Linked DNA regions of Homo sapiens: region 1 is linked to region 2. Evidence: read pairs that join two places in POLR2A ChIA-PET (ENCODE). Cell type or tissue: PC-9. All regions are shown on one strand. Links, peaks and the distances in the headings refer to the core of each region. The heading gives the core; the rest is flanking DNA.

Evidence for each region. ChIA-PET counts read pairs that join two places held together with the same protein. Peaks named below come from ENCODE experiments on the same cell type or tissue, not always from the same donor. Only the 100,000 strongest peaks of a DNase experiment are listed, where the experiment ranks them.
Region 1: POLR2A ChIA-PET joins it to region 2 with 13 read pairs; 5 of 35 experiments call an interaction of 5 or more read pairs at or near these places.

What each region holds. Positions count from the first base shown.
Region 1 is chr1:37,697,133-37,703,524 of GRCh38, reverse strand. It overlaps CDCA8 (cell division cycle associated 8), which reads right to left. Exons shown (of 10, transcript NM_001256875.2): 4 at 4,548-4,620; 5 at 3,004-3,089; 6 at 1,707-1,771; 7 at 178-273. Among named protein-coding and RNA genes, the nearest start is that of CDCA8, 7.8 kb to the right of the region's middle. In PC-9, for the core only: no CTCF peak of the experiment used is centred there; no DNase peak of the experiment used is centred there.
Region 2 is chr1:37,495,229-37,503,442 of GRCh38, reverse strand. It overlaps MEAF6 (MYST/Esa1 associated factor 6), which reads left to right. Exons shown (of 7, transcript NM_001270875.3): 5 at 1,447-1,639; 6 at 7,525-7,558. MIR5581 (microRNA 5581) reads left to right here and starts at 2,449; the gene lies at 2,449-2,508. In PC-9, for the core only: no CTCF peak of the experiment used is centred there; DNase peaks (open chromatin) are centred at 4,122 and 5,392.

The sequences.
Region 1 (6,392 bases), core at 1-5,000, 200 kb before region 2:
AGGCTGGTCTTGAACTCCTGACCTCAAGTGATCCGCCTGCCTCGGCCTCTCAAAGTGCTGGTATTACAGGCGTGAGCTACCGTGCCTGGCCTAGGAGTATTTTCTTAGACACTCCTTCTCTGGGTAGTGCTCAATGTTGGAGTCCCATCAAATCCAAGTGTTTCCCTCGATACTCACCTTGAGTCAAACCTGGGTGTCAGGCCTGGAGTTGGTTTGACCATGGACACCTCCAATCGGCCCACGGCTGGGGTAACAGTGTTAGCACGGCTTGACCTACAGGTAAGAAATGGCCATCAGGTATGCCAACTCTCAGGTTCCACGAAGGCAGCAGCAGAGGAGTGACACGTGGAGAGCTGACTGTGAGATACTGCTCCGGGCGCCTCGCACACATCGACTCACGTGACCCTTCTAACACGGGAGGCCAGCACTGCTGCCATCCTCATACACAGATGCAGAAACTCAGGTGCATCAAGTTTTAAAAACTTGCCCAAGATCACATATCCAATTAGGATGGAGCCAAAACTTTGAACCAAAGTAGTCTGCCTCCAGAATCTGACTTTTTTTTTTTTTTTTGAGACGGAGTCTTGCTCTGTTGCCCAGGCTGGAGTGCAATGGCGTAATCTTGGCTCACTGCAACCTCCACCTCCTGGGTTCAAGCGATTCTCCTGCCTCAGCCTCCCGAGTAGCTGGAACTACAGGCATGCACCACCACACCTGGCTAATTTTTGTATTTTTAGTAGAGACAGGGTTTCACCATGTTGGCCAGGCGGGTCTCAAACTCCTGACCTCAAGTGATCCACCTGCCTTGGCCTCCCAAAGTGCTGGGATTACAGGTGTGAGACACCACACTCAGCCTCAGAATCTGACTTTTTAATCAAGGAGACAGCCTCTTCATGCGAAGGCTCCCCCAGCTGGAATTCTGTCCTTGTGCCAGGCAGCTGCTGCACTGCTCAAGAGAAATGAGTTCGCTCCTCCACAGACATGCATCCCGGTGACTACTCTCCTAAGCTGCTGTACCTTCCCCCACATGGCTTATGGTAGAGTCCAGTATAATCAACTCAAGCCCATAGAGGTTCTTCACTTTGCAGGACTGGACAAAACATTTCAAGAAACCAATTATAGGTAAGTGACAGCCACTCTATGACGAGCTATGGGGTAGCTCTACATATGGACTATCAGGAACTGAAACATAACAGGCAGTTCTTGCTATACTTAAAAAAAAAAAGTGGGGGCTGAGGTGGGTGGATCACCTGAGGTCGGGGGTTCAAGACCAGCCTGACCAACATGGAGAAACCCCGCATCTACTAAAAATACAAAATTAGCCGGCATGGTGGCACATGCCTATAATCCCAGCTACTCGGGAGGCTGAGGCAGGAGAATCATTTGAACCCGCGAGGCAGAAGTTGCAGTGAGCCAAGATTGCACCATTGCACTCCAGCCTGGCCAACGAGATTGAAACTCCGTCTCAAAAAAAAAAAAAAAAAAAAGTGGGGAAGGATAGAGAATGTACATTAAAGTACTGGAGATGGTTTTGGTTTAGGTCATTTCTAGAGACCCCTCCAGCTTGGATACTCAAGGATTCAGTGATTTTAAGCTGCTTTCAAACACTAGCCACCAGAGCCTTTTCACTGCCCCTCACTTTCTGCCATGATATATATGGCTCTCCAATAAAACCCAAAACACCACAACTTTAGAAAATCCACTACCTTTTCCCTTTTCCTTTTCCTTGTATGGACTGAGTTCTCTTCTTGGATGGAGGACACCTTTTGACCTGCAGTCACAATCAAATGAGACTAAGGTTACAAAAAACCCAGCAAAGAGGAAGGTAAGGAGGGTTTTTTTTTTTTTTTTAAAGCATTAAGAACAAGCTTTGGATAGTTAATACTAAATATAATAAGGTGTATCTCAGAATTCAATGACTTAAAAAGTTCAGAACATAACTAATTGAATAAGGACTTCCACTGGCTGGGTTTTCAAAATAGAGGATTTTGACCAAGATTAAAGGTAAATCTCTTTTGAACTGATTGCAGCCTGGCTTGTACCCCACTACTTTACATAAAGGGCTGCTGTGAAGGTCACTCAGGGCGTCCCAGGTGCCCAATCAAAGGCAAACCCTGCAGTGCTCCCTTCCTGGGGCCTGGGAGGTCCCTGGCAAGAATCACTCCTTATCTTCCATATATTCTCTCCTCCCTTGTCCTCCGTGATGGATCTGTCTTTCCTGCTTCTCTAACTTCCTTGGCAGTCTGCCTTAGGAGCTCCTCTCTCTACCCTCCCTCTAGTGTCCACCCTGACTCCCTCCCTTCCTGCTCTCCCTGCACAACCATCTCCACTCCCACACTGGGACAAACACCTAAAGATCTGGGAGGCAGTGTATCTCTCAAATCTCCCTCTTCTCCCTGAGCTCCAGGCTGAAATTTCTGTCTAGCCTAGATGTCCTGGAAAAGTAATGAATGGTCAACATGTCATGCAATTGGCATGTGCTCCACCACCCCCAGTCCAGCACCCTCTGCCACCTGGGTCCCACACCTCACTGGATAGCATTTGCCTTAGCTAGAAACCATGCAGTTGTCTCTGATTCCTCCTTTTCTCCACCAACCATGCCACTTCTTTCTAAAACCTATCTAAAAACCATCCCTTCATTCTATAGTGTCAGCATGTCAGTTCAAGAATTCATAGGCTTCTAACTGGTTTCCTCATCTTCAGTTTTCCGCCTCCCCCATCTATCCTGAATACTGTTCCTCTTCCCTTTCTTCTCTAGCTAGTAGACTCTCACTCACCTTGAAAGGCCTGTCTATGTCCTAGTGGGGTAGGGGAGGCTTGCTAGCTTCCTCTTCTGTGTTCTACACACTTTGCACACCAGTCAATTATCTCTTTTGTCATTGCCATGTAAAGTAGGATCATCTCTACTAAACTGTGAGCTCTGGTGTACAACAGTGTATTTTATGCATTTGTATTTGCTTGTCTTGTGATAACCCCCAGCCTCCAACCTCAGTGTCCACTTACTCTTGCAGTTTGAAGATTCTTACGTTCATTTTCTTCTTCTTCTTCCTCTTCCACTATCATTTCATCTACCTGTATTACCTTTCGTGCTGTAAGAAACAGTTTCAACAGGGTGGTATTTCTGATGAAAATAAAGTTTTGTGCATTCACATTTCTTATAGGAATAAAATGTACACAATCTTAAGCTGCAAGGAAGAAATGGACTAAAAATAAAGAAGACTTTTTAAGAAAGAGGGTTTAGACAAAGGAAACTAACCAGAGTGTTAAGAGACCCCATATGATGCTTTGTAGGGACAGCCCAGCATTCTGAATAATTGAGCTTGCCCTGCCTACTGTAGAGCGTGCCCTGGTGTGTAGCCCCGAAATCCTGGCCATGGGTCAGGATGTTCTTATAAGAATTGGATGCATCAAACTATCATAGCTTAATGACAGTGACATTAAGTCCATGTCACAATTCATCCTGATCCGATTCCTTGCTCACTAGTCAAAACCTGGTTTCCCATACAACTTTTCCTATAAGACAGTGTTTCTCAGAGTGCGGGACATGTATGTAAGATGATTTTATGTGGATAGATCATGGAATTGAGTAACTTTTTTTTTTTTTTGAGACAGAGTCTCGCTCTATCGCCCAGGCTAGAGTGCAGTGGCATGATCTCAGCTCACTGCCAGCTCCACCTCCCGGGTTCACGCCATTCTCCTGTCTCAGCCTCCCAAGTAGCTGGGACTACAGGCGCCCGCCACCACGCCCGGCTAATTTTTTGTATTTTTTAGTAGAGACGGGGGTTCACCGTATTAGCCAGGATGGTCTCGAACTCCTGACCTCGTGATCCACCCACCTCGGCCTCCCAAAGTGCTTGGATTACAGGCGTGAGCCACCACGCCTAGCTGAGTAACTTTTTTTTTCCTTTCCTTTCCTTTCCTTTCCTTTCCTTTCCTTTCTTTCTTTCTTTTTTTTTTCAGAGACAAGGTCTCACTACATTGCCCAGGCTGGTCTTGAACTCCTGGGCTCAAGTAATCCTCACAGCTTGGCCTCCCAAAGTGCTGGGATTACAGGCGTGAGCTACCGCACCTGGCCTGAATTGAGTAATTTTGAATTATATGCAGAGAAAGTCATTCCTTTTTCAATTCGCTTTCAACTTTGTTGATTACATCAGGGAGCGTCTCAGTTGGTGTTACCAGTCTTTTAACACCTCTCTAAATCTTGTCATCTATTTAACCCAGGAGAAAGTAAGCAGGCAACAATGTTTGGTTTCTAGCACAGCTTTTTTCCCCCCTTTTTTCACTTTCATTTTAGCTCGCACACGGGTCTTGAGTTTGGTTTTTAGCAGTCCTGCCTAAAATTAACTAAATTTCTGGTTTGAATTGCTGTTCGGGGGAAAAAAAATTAACTAAATGCACCATCCAAAAGCAAGTTTTTGGATTTACAAGATTAAGAACCAGACATTAAAGGGAAGAGGCTCTACCAACAAGGCGCTGCCTGAGCAGCCAACCAAGCAACCTGAGCCTCAGTTCTTTCTGTACAACAAGGAGTTTTGAAAGGTACTCACTTTTGGCAGATTTCAGGGGTGTCTGAATAGCTTCTGCTGTTAGTTTGTTTATTTCGGTGATATCCAGGTCAGCCTATGACAAACATAGCCAGAAAGCACCAGGCTTATTCCACCAAAATATGAGGAACAATATTTCAAGATAAAAACTTTTTTAAAACTATTATTTAATACATAAGACTGTTAAATGTTAGTGATACAATATACAATATAGCAAACTCCCATAAACCCACCACACAGCCCAAGACCTAAAACATTGCCAATAACTTGCTTCTGGCTCTGTATTCATTCCTTGTTCCATTTTCTTATCTCTTCTTCCAAAGGTGATGAGTCTCCTAATCCTTCATTCCCCAGGGGTAACCATATCATTGCACTTGCTTTATCGAAAGGTACATGTGTATGTGCTCACAGATACATGCATATGTGTGTATACATGTGTGCACACACAGATGTGCTTTTTCACAAGTGTGTACTTAAGCATTTTGTTTGGTTTTGGCTGTTTTCACCACTCTTTGTGGTTGTAGTTAATTTGTTTTCATTGCTATATCATATCCCACTGTGTGAATATACCACAATGGATTTGTCCATCTTCCATCAATAGTTTCCTGCTATTATAAACACTGCTACCTTGAACTGTCTTACATGTGTCTGAGGTACATGTCCAAGTTTCCCCTTGGCTCTATCCTTTGGATAGGACATGACAGGGATTATAGGTTACATAAATATTCAGCCTTCGCATTATGCCAAATTGTTTCCCAAAGTGGTTACCCTTGACTACAGCCCATCTGCAAACAATACAAGTTCCTAATGATCTACATCCTCTACAACACTTGGTGGTGTGTCAAGCTTACCATTTTTTCGATAAATCTACAGGGTCTCAATAAGGTTTTCTATGATGATCCTGGGTCCTTCAAAAAGGCTTCCAGTCACCATTCAAATTCGTTTTTTTTTCATATGGTAATAAGTATGGGCACTACAAAGAGCAGTCATGATTCACAGTCCTTTCCTTATAGAACACATGTAAACATCAGAATAATTACTACAGGTTTGGAATGGCACAGGTTTCATTTCTGGTAGGGACTGCTTGACATACTCAGAGAAGGATTCTGAGGCTGTCTTAGGCTTAGCAAGAAATAGGGCTGTAATAAGTTACTGATGTTTGCCAGGCTTGATGCAACAGAAAGTAGGGGCATTCCTGCCAACCTTCTGCCATCTCTAGAAACAACTGGCATTTTATGGAGTCATCAGTGGTGGCAGGCCACTGGGCATCTACTGTGCAGGACAGTTAACAGAGCAGGCCTGAGACTGATACACATAGAAAGGCCTGTTTGCAAGCCTGGCCTCGGTTGGCATCTGGGAACTTGATTTCAGAAAGATTCCCACCTTTCCTTAACAAGATGCCTCACTGTGCCTAAACTTTATGCAAACAATATGGCTCATGCTGAACACCTACTTCCCTCCTGAAAGTCTAGGATTTTGACATGTGCTAGGCAGAGGATGCCTATGTGAGCAGCCCCCAGTTAAAACTCTGGGCATTGACTCTCTAATCAGATTTTCTGGTAGACAGCATTTCATATGTGTTGAATTAAGCATGTTCTGTTTGACTCTACAGGGAGTGGACTCCTAGAAGCCTGGTTTCCTCTGGACTTTGTCCTATGCAATTTTCTCCTTTGTTGATTAATGCTTTGTATACTTTCACTGTAATAAATCATCGCCATGGGTGTGACTGTATGCTGAGCCCCATGAATCCTCCTAGTGAATCACCAAACCTGGAGGTGGTCTTGGGAGCCCCAACACACTTCCCAACTAAGAGCTTTTATAGATTTTCTATCGTTCCTTTCTGGAGTT
Region 2 (8,214 bases), core at 1,970-6,969:
TTGGCCTCAAGCCATCCTCCTGCCTCAGCCTCCCAGAGCACTGGGATTGCAGGCATGAGATACTGTGCCTAATCTATAGTCTTAAAAATATATATGTTTATACAAGTTGTTATTGAGCTTGCTTTTATTAAGGTAATCTACAGTGATGTTTTAAAATTGAGAATATGTGTCAGCTGAAGATTATTACTGCATTTTAAAAGTATTCTTAGCAGAATGCGTGGCTCATGCCTGTAATCTCAGCAGTTTGGGAGGTTGAAGCAGGAGGACTGCTTAAGCCCAGGAGTTTGAGACCAGCCTGGGCAACATAGTAAGACCCCATCTTTAAAAAAAAAAGTATCCAAGTGTGGTGGCATGTGCCGGTAGTTCCAGCTACTGGGGAGGCTGAGATGGGAGGATAATTTGAACCCAGGAGTTTGAGGCTGCCATGAGCTATGATCACACCAGTTCACACCAGTGCACTCTAGCCTGGGTGACAGAGTGAGATCTTGTCTCGAAATAAAATGAAATAAAATAAAACTTACCAGGCTGGGTGTGGTGGCTCATGCCTGTAATCTCAGCACTTTGGAAGGCTGAGGCAGGTGGATCTCTTGAGCCTAGGAGTTCAAGACCAGCCTGGGCAACATGGCAAAACCACATCTCTACAAAAAATAGAAAAATTAGCAGGGCTTATGCTTATGGGCACCTGCAGTCCCAGCTACTTGGGAGGCTGAGGTGTAAGGATCATCTGAGCCCAGGAACTGAAGGCTGCTGTGAACAGAGATTCCACCACTGCACTCCAGCCTAGGTGACAGAGTGAGACCCTGTCTTAAAAAAAAAAAAAAAAAAAAGACTTACGAGGTTCAAGTTCAACAGAGCTTAAAGGTTAAACAAACAAACAAAAAAAAAACAAGAAAAAACAATGGAAAACTTATCAGAGTAATTCAGGAATGGGCTGTCTTCTCCCTCTTTGGCCCCCCCTTTTTTTTTGTACAGTCACTGTAGTTTTTTTTGTACATCACTGTAGATTACATTTAATAAAAGCAAACTCAATAACAACTTGTGTAAACATATATATTTTTAAGACTATAGATCAGGCACAGTATCTCATGCCTGTGATCCCAGTGCTCTGGGAGGCTGAGGCAGGAGGATGGTTTGAGGCCAAGTGTTCAAGACCAGCTTGGACAACACAGCCAGACTCTCATCTCTATAAAAACAAAAACTGCCCTTAGAGCTGTTCTCTCTGGTTACATTGTTTCAGATTACATGCTTTTTCAGGACCTTTGGTCACTTGGATCCTTTGTATGTATCTTCTCTGTCAACATGTATCTTCTCTGTCAACATGTATCTTCTCTGTCAATTAGAGGATAGGGAATGGTTTTTTTCTACCTATTAGTGTTCATGTTGATGGACAGATTGCCTGAGGAGTACTGATGATGCATTTGGAAACTTGTGTTTTATTTCCTTCAGGGGAGCCAGGAAGTGGGACGGAAAGTGACACTTCTCCAGACTTCCACAATCAGGAAAATGAGCCCAGCCAGGAGGACCCTGAGGATCTGGATGGATCTGTGCAGGGAGTGAAACCTCAGAAGGCTGCTTCTTCTACTTCCTCAGGGAGTCACCACAGCAGCCATAAAAAGCGAAAGAATAAAAACCGGCACAGGTCAGTGGCAGGGATCCCACCCCCGCAGCTCCCATGACCATTGCTGTGAAGGGAATTGCCTAGAATAAAAACTCTTTAGGATTGCTGCAGACTCTTTCTGTTGCTGATGGCAAGAAAGTCATTAGGTCCAAGTGAACGGGCTAATTTGCTCAAAGGGAGGAATTGGTGGGCATTAGAGTAACCCTCAAGGAAGACTCCAGGACATTCTTCTCACTGTTTCTAGTGTAGAATAGTTTTATTCCATAAAAACCTTGTTTCATATGGTGAATATGGAATACTTTTAGAAGAGGAAAAGGAGAAATAGAAATGGAATCTGTGTAATAGTATTTGAAAAATGCCACTGGTACTTATTGGGAAGCTGTAAAGTGGGATAAAGTCTTCTGCTGGTAATTCTGATCTTTGCCTACTCTTATTTCTTTGTGGATGGAGAGAACTGATTTGACATGCCTTTTTTTCTCTTTAAATACAAGTTTTTTTTATTGCTTGTGATTTTTCTGTTTCTGTATTTCTCAGCAATATGCTGACTTCAGATACTGGAGGAACAGTATAAAGCCTGTAAAATATGAGAGTGTCTTCATAGGTAACGTGTAACATTGGTGCACCATGTTTTTTTGCAGTACATAATGAGATAGGAATGACGTCAGTGGACAGAGAGGCCAGGTGTCACCCAGAGAGGGTTTCAGCATTCACTCTGCCTGGGGTTTGTATGATCATGCTGGGGATTGTTAACTCAGATAATTGGAAATTATGCAGCTTGACCTAAAGAGTATAATGTCCGGTTTCTAGAGTAAGGAGTTTTGCTGGCCTCAAGCCTTCCAGGAGAAATGGAGACCCTATACATACCTGTTTCCATGCCTCCTAGAAGTTCCGAAGCCAGGGTAAGAGTTCTCATTCTAGAAACTGTACATTCGTTCTACTCCTCCTGGAAGACTGCGTGCTGAGCAGGTGAAAGGGGGCAATGCAAGGGATGGGTGGCATTCCCTGTTCTCCAGTTTGCTTCTGGATTTGGTTTACAAATCTGTAGGGTATTCCTTCATGCACCCAAGGTATTAAACTTGTTAGCTTCATGGATATGACAGTGCCTGGGGGTAATGTAGGATTAACTCTACCTGATTTGAACCTCCTTGATTGGCGTCAGCTGGTTCTTCAATTATTTTAAGAGTTTTTCTTGTTGATGGTAATGGTGTTTTCTAGACTGCAGAAATAGTATTTCCTTCAAATAATGACTGAGGACTGCTGCTTAACATTTTTCTGCAAACCAGAAGTCACCATCCTAATCGCATAACTGTAGTAAGAATTAGCAAAAATTGTATATCTACCTCTTCATATATTTTTGAAAGGCTATAGGTTATTTGACCAACTGTAGTAAGACTGGTGCTAGCTTATCACGAATAACAGAGAAATATATTCTTAAAAATTTTTTTAATTGTCAAGATAATTAAATGTCATGCTCTGTATTGCTTTTATTAAATTTACTCCAGTGTCATTTTTTTTTAATTTTTTATTTTTTTCAGACAGTCTTGCTCTGTCACCCAGGCTGGAGTGCAGTGGCACGATCTCAGCCCCTGCAGCCTCTGCTTCCTGGGTTCAAACGATTCTCCTGCCTCAGCCTCCTGAGTAGCTGGGATTACAGGCGTGCACCACTGTGCCCAGCTAATTTTTGTATTTTTAGTAGAGACACGTTTCACTGTGTTGGTGTGAACTACTGGCCTCAGGTGATCCACCTGCCTCGGCCTCCCAAAGTGCTGGGATTACTGGCATGAGCCACGGTGTCTGGCCTAGTGTCATTTTAAAGTAGTGATTATTTTCTTATTTCATAGTGTCTAGAGTAGGGAGGAAACTCTTTGAAAGTTTCGGGGACTTTTTCCCATTACTGATTAATAGTCTGTAGATAGCTGTTTATTTCAGGTAGTTCTTCATTTCCACTAATGATGTTATTAGCTGGTGACTGATAAAAAGGAGTTAAAGAGGAGCTAAACTTCATTTTCTTCTTGCAAGTTTCTAGCACATTTCCATAGGAACAATACTTCTTCCTATCCTAGGAGCTATCTCCTTCCAGAAAAATAGTAGTAGTTGTAAAAATCTTCGATATTAGTTACTGCTTCGCAAATAGTGTTTTCTGTTTGGAAAGCAGAATCCTGCTTTTTATTGCTGTCCTTTTGTCTTCCCTCTGATTTAATATCTGGCTGATCTCCCTTGGCCTTAGGCACTCATCTGCCCCAAGAAAGGAGAGTGAAGCTGATTTGTTTCCTTTCTAGGGAAGCAAAATTCAGTGTGCCTGAATGGCACACGAGCGGTCAGTTAAGGCTCTTGGACTCCTGCCATCTTTAGTCAGGAATTGTGTCTGCTCCAAGTCCCTTACTACTGCTGACTGATATCTCAGTAGGGCTGGCAGATTGGGGTGGGGACAGAGCATGGTGTCTATGTACATTGTTAAGTTTGTACCCAGTATAGTACATGTTTATCCTCCAGTGTGCCATACCCCATATAGTGAGATGAGTCAATAATAAATTATTTCAGCAAATGTTTGAGTACTTACTGTGTGCCAGACACTGTTTAGTGGTGAGCAAAGGTGGAAATAAATATGGCACTTAAGCAAAAGGAAATAACTTGAATTTGCCCTCTTCAGGAATATGAAATTTTTTTTTTTCTTGAAACAAGGTCTTGCTGGATTGCCCAGGCTGGAGTGCAGTGGTGAGATCATGGGTCATTGCAGCTTTGACCTCCTGGGCTCAGGCAATCCTCCCACCTCATCCTCCTAAGTAGCTGGGAGTACAGGCATGTGCCACCATGCCTAGCTAGTTTCTGTATTGTTTTGTAGAGATGGGGTTTTGCCATGCTGCACAGGCTGGTCTTGAACTCCTAGGCTTGATCCTCCTGCCTCGGCCTCCCAAAGTGCTGGGTTTACAGGCATGAACCACACCACACCCCGCCAGAATATAAAAATTTATCAAATAATTTTTAGCATCCATAAGTGATCACATTGTTCTGAATTCTTATATTTTACATGATACCTGAACAGTATGTCATTCCTGGTATCTTTAAAGAAAAAGTTGAAATAATACCATATAGTGGCCAGGTGCTGTGGCTCATACCTGTAATTCCAGCAATTTGGGAGGCTGAGGTGGAGGGATCACTTGAGTCTAGGAGTTCGAGACCAGCCGGGGGCAACATGGCGAGACTCCCGTCTCTACAAAAAAACACAGTAATTAACTGGACGTGATGGCATGCCTGTAGTCTCAGCTACTTGGAAAGATGAGATGAGGCTGGAGGATTGCTTGAGCCCAGGAGGTTGAAGCTTCAGTGAGCTACTGCACTTCATCCTGGGTGACAGAGGAAGACCCTGTCTCAGTAATAGTAATAATAATAATAATAATAATAATAATAATAATAAAAAATAACATAGCTACTCTTATAAGTTTCTGTTACTATAAAAAATTACTTTAGATAGTCTGTAAAGTTTTGATTAACTAGATACAGTCTATTTTGATTTGTGAACAAAGTCAAGTCAGGCTGAAAGTGAAATATTTGATAATTCCTAGTTTCATACACCTACTGTATACTCTCCCAAATGTCTAAAGTGAAACTATTTTGTGAGAGATATTGACATTAAGCTTTCTTCCAGCTTTACTCTTGCAAACATTGTCTAGGAGGAAATGTAGCCATTTGCATATTGTTTTAGCACCTAAATGTAGCCATTTGCTTATTGTTTTAGTCTGGAAGGTGTTGGAGCCGGTGAAGGAGCAGGTGTCATGCTCCAGGTTAATGTTTGCTTTGGAGGCCTGCCCAGATCATGGCCTGCTAGTGGTGATGGCACAAAATGGTCTCCTTCTCTGTACTGCTCCTTCCAGATCCCTGAGACTTGGGTGCTTGTGGATGGCAGCTTTCCCTTGTTTTAATAGGGGTGCTGCAGGCTGGGTGCAGTGGCTCATGCCTGTAATCCCAGCACTTTAGGGGGCCGAGGCAGATGGATCACCTGAGGTCAGGAGTTCGAGACCAGCTTGGCCAACATGGTGAAACCCTGTCTCTACTAAAAATACAAAAATTAGCTGGACCTAGTGGCAGGCGCCTGTAATCCCAGCTGCTAGGGAGGCTGAGACAGGAGAATCGTTTGAACCCAGGAGGCGGAGGTTACAGTGAGCCAAGATTGCGCCATTGCACTCCAGCCTGGGTGACAAGAGCAAAACTCTGTCTCAAAAAATAAATAAATAAATAAATAAATAAATACGGGTGCTGCAGACTTTTGTGTTTCTTAATTATAGCCCTGATATAGACAGTTAATTGCCATCACCTACTTAGGTGGCAGAGCAATACTGTTCTTCATTTTCTGGAACAAGGTTCCACCACTGAAGTTTATTCATTCAACTTTGGGCTTTTAGGATGAATGCTGTAGAAAAGGAGCATGGTGTTCCCTGGACATGTTTAGAACATATAACTTGAGGGAGGCTGAGGCAGGAGAATGGCGTGAACCCGGGAGGCAGAGCTTGCAGTGAGCCAAGATCGCCGCCCCTGCACTCCAGCCTGGGTGCCAGAGCGAGACTCCGTTTCAAACAAACAAACAAACAAACAAACAAACCCATATAACTTGAGTAAAAATTTGTGAAATGTTTTCCTTTTTTAAAGTTTAGACTGTGTTGTAGTTTTTTATTTTAGTGAAAGTATATTATGCTGAGTTGTTAGCACTCTCTTCAAAGTGCCTTTCATTATATAACTAAACCTTTCTTTCTCTGTTTCTTCTAATGCCCTAATTATATTTTTCAATACAATTAAATATTTTAAAAGTTCTAACTCCGAATTTGGCAGCTAATAAAAGGGCTCCAGGTGTCTGAGTTTTCTAATGAAATAACTTTTTCTTTCATAGTCTAGTCTTCTGATATGAAATCCATTGAAGGAAGGGAATCTTCTGACCACAAAATCTTTGGTGCTTTGATGTTTGATACTTTGTTGCTTAAGATTCTTAAAGCTGATTTTGTTTCTACAATTCTTGCTAGGGTGGCTAATCGACTAATTTATTCAATTAGTATATTAATTTCTATTGCTTTCTTCCTTTCAAATGCTGCCCCTCAGCCCGTCTGGCATGTTTGATTATGACTTTGAGTAAGTTTGATTTGAATTAGTATTTGTGCTGTGTTTAGTGTGTAGACACCAGTATGCCTTTTTGAGACCTTTCTAACCCATAGTTTATCTGTTTAATTGTAGGTATGTATATTAGGTTAGGCTGGGAAGTTTTTTTTAAAAACAGAAAAACGTGATGGAGGTAACATTTTATTTAATAACTTAAGCAAAATTAAGTAAACTTCACTTTTATGCATTTTAATTTCTTTTAAAATAGATAACCTTTACTTTAACTCATATTTAAATTGATTTTCTGGCTTTGCTTCATAAGGAGAATAATAGCTTAAGATCTTGATATTTTGCTTTGGAAAGATTTAAAAATTGAAATTAATTTAATTTATTTTGTGTTTCGTGTTCAGAAATACAAACTCCTAGTCTCTTTCCTGTTGTTAATCACCATGTGTCTCAGTAATTTTCAGTGATATAGTTACAGAACTAACACATTAACATAGAGCATGCCCTCTTACTTCAGTCTTTTTAACATGTAGTTTTGGAATTGTTTTAAAATTATATGGCTTTTGTAGCTGCTGTATACATTTCTTTTTAGAGTCAGCTAAGTTTGCCTTAGGGCAAAAATGTGTGCTCATAATTTTTAATACTTGCTTGATAATATCTGGGTAAACAACTAAATATGACATAGTCTAATGAAGAATGTGGATTTTTCTTAACCAAATAGTCTTTGTTATAGCTTATGCCCTATGCAGTAGCTGATTGTGGGACCCATTTTCTGTAAATTAAAATGGAAATATCTTTTATCTTTTCTGTCACAGGATTGATCTGAAGTTAAACAAAAAACCACGAGCTGTAAGTATCAGCCGGACCACTTCAGAGAGGCTGGCAATTTTGTAGATGATTAGAAAAATGTATTTGTCTTCAGAGCTTGAGTGTTCCTAACCTGGAGTCATAACTCTTGATTTAAAGTCTGGGGTGTCCATCTGGATATACTTCAACTTTTAGGTGGTTTTTTTGTTTTTTTTTTTTTTTGTTTTTTGTTTTTTTTTTTTGAGAGACAGTTTCTTGCTCTTTCACCTAGGCTAGAGTGCAGTATCATCACAGTCACAGTTCACTGTGGCCTTGACCTCCTGTGCTTGGCCTCCCGAGTAGCTGGGAATACAGGTACATGCCACCTTGCCTGGCTAATTTTTGTATTTTTTGTAGATATGGGGTTTCACCATGATGTCCAGTCTGGAACTCCTGGACTTAAGCAATCCTCCTACCCCAGCCTCCCAAAGTGTTGGGATTACAGGTGTGAGCCAACGTGCCTGGCCTATGGTTTTTGTATTTTAAGGAGAGAAAGAGGTCACATACTTTATTTATTTATTTATTTATTTATTTATTTATTTATTTATTTATTTTTTGAGACGGAGTCTTGCTCTGTTGCCCAGGCTGGAGTGCAGTGGTGCAATCTTGGCTCACTGCAACCTCCGCCTCCCAGGTTCAAGTGATTCTCCTGCTTCAGC